Linked DNA regions of Homo sapiens: region 1 is linked to region 2. The links are chromatin loops, found by intact Hi-C in ENCODE. Cell type or tissue: CD14-positive monocyte. All regions are shown on one strand. Region 1 overlaps DLG1 (discs large MAGUK scaffold protein 1). Region 2 has its middle 2.6 kb from the start of MELTF-AS1.

Region 1 (2,500 bases), 45 kb before region 2:
AACTATGAAATGCTCTAAAATAAATCCTTGCGTGCTGTTGTCAACCTAAACTATGAAATGCTCTGGGATTCTGTCCTGTGCTGTTGGGGTGCATCAAGATGCCAAACCCACGAACCAAGTATTTTGTCAAATGAACTGAGTCTTCAGGGACATTGAGGCATGTCTGCATTTAGCTCAAAAGGTAGAAGTCTCACAAAACTGATACTAGCGAATATCATGTTACTGAAAATTCTTGGTTATTCAGGCGTTCCTAGCTATGTATAAGTGCTTCCTACCTACATACAACGTCTTTCTTCTATGCACATCATCTCAGGTACCAAATAGACAGTATTATTTAAAATCCCCCTTTGACATTTTATGCTCAGTTTTTCAGACCATGGAAATCTACACCTATGATGCTCTTCCAAGATCACTGGGCATTTTTTTGTAGTTTAGTAAGTGACTTATTTAATTTGCAATTCTCAATTATTTCATTTATATGTAAACTTTTTTACGAGACACAAGGTTCCACTCTGTCACCCAGGCAAATGGTACAATCCAATGGTACGATCATAGCTCACTGCAGTTGTGAACTCCTGGGCTCAAGAGATCATCCTCCTGTCTCAGCCTCCCAAGTAGCCAGGATTACAGACACACACCACCATGCCCAGCTATTTTTTTTTTTTTTTAAATACACAGGGTCTCACTATGTTCCCCAGGCTGATCTCAAACTCCTAGCCTCAAGCAACCCTCCCACTTCAGCCTCCCAAAGTGCTAGGATTGCAGGCATGAGCCACCATGCCCAACCATAAACATTTTCTTTCTTTCTTAAAAAGTTAGTTACTCATGCTTAGTGCTGTCTAGCGATACTTTGTTTTTGTTTGTTTGTTTGCTTTATTAACTAATCCCTCACAGACCTCAGGGGCTTCAGCTATTCCCAAAGAATTAGTTGTTAGTAATTGTTACTCTTTTTTTCACACATTATTTCAGACAGCAAATAAACATTGATTGTTAAGTCTCTAACCACTAACAAGCTAGCTTAGGTATCTCTCAATTCACCTACACTACAGTACCTGACATGCTAGCTTAACTGAAAAAAGTAGTATCAATCTGTAATCAGCTCTTTTCCCCCAAGATCCTACCCCAAAAAAAAAAAAAATTATCCTTACATCATCCTGTCTATGGGATTGTACCCAGTTTCCTTTTTTCTACATATGTTTATGGAGAAATCAGGAAAGTTAAGAAAATAATTTGTTTTAAAATAATAAAGCTAATATATGCTCAGATGGTAAAAGAACAAAAGAAAAGATCTCCAAGTCTTACTTTTTGATCCATTTTTAAGATAAAAATTTTATACTATATAAATAGGAAAATTAATGAAGTGAGCCTTTTTTCCTAAGTGAACAGTGTGTAAATGGTGATTCTTCCTGGATGAGTAACTTTTTCAAAGATACTAGCTTCTACTATTTCATCAATAATTGTAATGGCAAAAATAGACAATTAATGGAGATTTCTGATTTTGTTTCTATCATTACAGCTATTGTACAGGGGGATACGCTGGAAGACATTTACAACCAAGTGAAACAGATCATAGAAGAACAATCTGGTTCTTACATCTGGGTTCCGGCAAAAGAAAAGCTATGAAAACTCATGTTTCTCTGTTTCTCTTTTCCACAATTCCATTTTCTTTGGCATCTCTTTGCCCTTTCCTCTGGAGTCTTTCTTGAGTACTGATTTCATGTTGAATTGTATCCCACACATCATGGTCTGCAGCTTCTTTTTCACATGTAGTGTCTCCTTCAAGTTACATCGTGTGTATTATTTAATGTCACTATTGGTTAGTGGCCATTTTTCAGAACTGAAGATGGAATGGCCTGACCAGCTATTAAGAACGTGGGGAGACGCAGAAATTGTGGTAAAATTCCTTAATGTTTAAGGGAAAGTAACTTTAAGAGATTTTTGGAAAAGCTTTATATACATTCTTTTCAAATTTCAGTACAAATGAAAAAGTGGTTTTAATCAGTGATTTAGTAGACTTTGAGCAACTGTGCACGCTTCAGTTTAATAGCATGGTTTGGCCAGTGTATTACTCTCAAGTCCTTTTCTCAATCAACTTCTATCATCAAAGCAATTGTTTCATTATAGATAAATAAGGACATTTTTTAATTTAAAAATTCATGTCTGAGTTGACTTTCATAAGGGATTTCATTTTTTCCTCAACATTCTTAAAGCCTTTTAGTATTTGACGGTTCTTTTTTCCCAGGACATTTGCTAGGAATAACAACGTTTCAATGTTTTTAATCTACTTGAGCAACACTATCGTGTCTTACAAAAGTTGTTCATATGTAAATGATCATCACATTTCGTGAATTGAGGCCATGTTCAGGTGCTAAGGAAGTTCGCCTTTTACACAGAAGATTGAGAAAATTTCCTAGATATAAATACAGATAAATCAGACGTTACAGTGGTGACGTAGTAACCATCATGGCAATGGAAAGGAGTCCAATTCATAGCCTAAAAC
Region 2 (2,500 bases):
GGCTCTGGGGTGTCTGCCCTTCTGTGGATGGGTGCAGAGAAGGGTGCAAACTTCTCTGCTGCCCCCTGCCCCACACCTCCAAAATAAGCGGCCCACATCTTTTCTCTGGCAAGCTCGCTGCTAACTCACTGGAGGGGGGCGTGGGGAGCGGATCTCCCAGAGACCCTACAGTGGGTGCTCTGTGGTATCTACTGAGGTGGGGGTGGGCCCGGCTGGTCTTCATCAGTGCTCTGCTCTCCCTCTGGAAGGGGAGGTTTTCTCTGCTTCCCTCTCTCATGGCTTCACTTGGCCCCCACACCACCACCCCTCGCCGCTGTGGCCATCTCCCAGAGCCAGGTCTTGCCCACCACTGCACACAGGCCATTTTCCATGAAGTCGGCTCAGTTATCACAAAGCCAGTCAATTCCTGGGGACCTGGATGGCCAGAGTTGACCGACTTTGTCTCTGCATCACATGGACGAGTCTCAGCTGCACAGTCACTCCAGCTCGCCTCATGCTACCACTTCCCTACCCTGAACTTCTGGAAAGGAAAGTTAACCTTTGGGCACCCTAGCCCCTCATCTGAAAAACACACAGTACGATCACCAGCTTGGTGAGGTGGTTGTGAAGATCCAGTCTAAGATGCAAAACACTCAGCACAGTGCTTGGCACACGGCATAGAGACTAAGACACAAAACACTGCACAGTGCTTGGCACACGGCATAGAGTCTAAGACACAAAACACTCAGCACAGTGCTTGGCACACGGCATAGAGTCTAAGACACAAAACACTCAGCACAGTGCTTGGCACACGGCATAGAGTCTAAGACACAAAACACTCAGCACAGTGCTTGGCACACGGCATAGAGTCTAAGACACAAAACACTCAGCACAGTGCTTGGCACATGGCATAGAGTCTAAGACACAAAACACTCAGCACAGTGCTTGGCACACGGTGGGTGCAGGAAGGATGTTCACTGTCACTACTGCTATTACTCCAGAGCCTGTTTTCTTGTCTTCAATTTGGAATTCCTGGGAGAGATCATCTGATTGGCCCAGTGTGCGTCAGGCATCTACCACTGGACCAGTCAGCACAGGCCAGAAGCAGGGTGTATAGCGGACACATGGCCACCGAGGCCCCAGAAAAAGGAAATGAAATCCTTGTGAGTCAGGCAGCCATGCCCCAGCACCCCCATGGCTACCAGGCCTGTTGTAGGGCTATTGGCCATTTGTTGAGCAAATACTTACTGATACCTACTTGTCAGTACCACCCCTAGACCTAGGCAAGAGGGATTCTAGTCCTCGGTTTTGTGCTTTCAAGCAGTGCTTTTCAGACCTTGATGTGCACATTAACTGCCTGGGGATCTTGTTAAAATGTAGACTCTGGTTCAGAAGGGCCAGCATGAGACTGAGAGTCTGCAGTTCAGACCAGCTCCCAGGTGGTGCCTGTGCTGGTGGTCCAGGGACCACACTTTGAGAAGCAAGCCTTCAGAGGCCTCCCCCAGACCACACCCCACACCCCACCCACAGAGGGAGCAATCACAGGGAAAAGGGATGCGTTCACTCAGGGGTCATCTTTTCTTTTTTTGAAACGGAGTCTTGCTCTGTTGCCCAAGCTGGAGTTCAGTGGCACAATCTTAGCTCACTGCAACCTCCGCCTTCCGGGTTCAAGTGATTCTCCTGCCTCAGCCTCTCAAGTAGCTGGAAATACAAGCGCCCACCACCACACATGGCTACTCTTTGTATTTTTCATAGAGATGGGGTTTCACCATGTTGGCCAGGATGGTCTCGAACTCCTGACCTCGTGATCCGCCCACCTCGGCCTCCCAAAGGCCTCCCAAAGGGATTACAGGCATGAGCCACCGCACCTGGCCCCAGAGCCCATTTTTCACACCATGTTCCAGATACCTGGGATCCTGGACTTTATACCTCAAACAGCCCTGAGCCAGCTTCCAGGGTCTGGAGGGCCCCTTACCTAGATCCTGCCTCCCAAGGTGGCCAAAGCTCTCGCAGGAGGTGTAGTTGAGCGTGATGAGCAGGCTGCCGTGTCCTCTGCAATGCGCAAGGCCCTCGAAGCGTGGGTTGCAGCCTGGATGGGAAGAGAGCGGGTGGGCTATGGCGGGGAAGCCTGTTCTGTCCGCAGCTCCTATTCTAGGCTGCTGAGTCTTTATAAAGGTTTGTTTGTCAAAGTAGGAGGACAGGACACATTCTCTTTAATAGCTTGTTAGCTTGATTTGTAACATTTAATGTGGAGCCACATGGTAGGCGGGCCTCTGTTGGTACTCTTGTCCTAGGCCCCACAAGTGCTTGGGGTCGGCCAGCCTGCTGTGTGCACAGCCCTGTGCTCAGCGCTCTGGAAGGTACAAAGAAGTAAGTACACGGCCTACTAGCCCTGCCCCCCTTGGTCTCATTTGGAGAGGCCACCGAGGTGGTGTGGTAGAAGAACACTGCTGTGCAGGAGGGACAGTGACAGGATAGACAGGGCCTTGTGGCCCACACGGCACAAGCCGTCACCCCCAGC

The links. A loop is a pair of places that touch in the nucleus more often than their neighbours do. Peaks named below come from ENCODE experiments on the same cell type or tissue, not always from the same donor. Only the 100,000 strongest peaks of a DNase experiment are listed, where the experiment ranks them.
Region 1: a loop joins it to region 2, with 2.3 times the contacts of the local background. A loop is called at or near these places in 10 of 110 quality-filtered maps.

What each region holds. Positions count from the first base shown.
Region 1 is chr3:197,043,746-197,046,245 of GRCh38, reverse strand. DLG1 (discs large MAGUK scaffold protein 1) reads left to right here. Exons shown (of 25, transcript NM_001366207.1): 25 at 1,517-2,500. The coding sequence ends at 1,623. Among named protein-coding and RNA genes, the nearest start is that of MELTF, 15 kb to the right of the region's middle. In CD14-positive monocyte, no CTCF peak of the experiment used is centred here; no DNase peak of the experiment used is centred here.
Region 2 is chr3:196,999,027-197,001,526 of GRCh38, reverse strand. It overlaps the pseudogene RPSAP30. Among named protein-coding and RNA genes, the nearest start is that of MELTF-AS1, 2.6 kb to the left of the region's middle. In CD14-positive monocyte, no CTCF peak of the experiment used is centred here; a DNase peak (open chromatin) is centred at 1,116.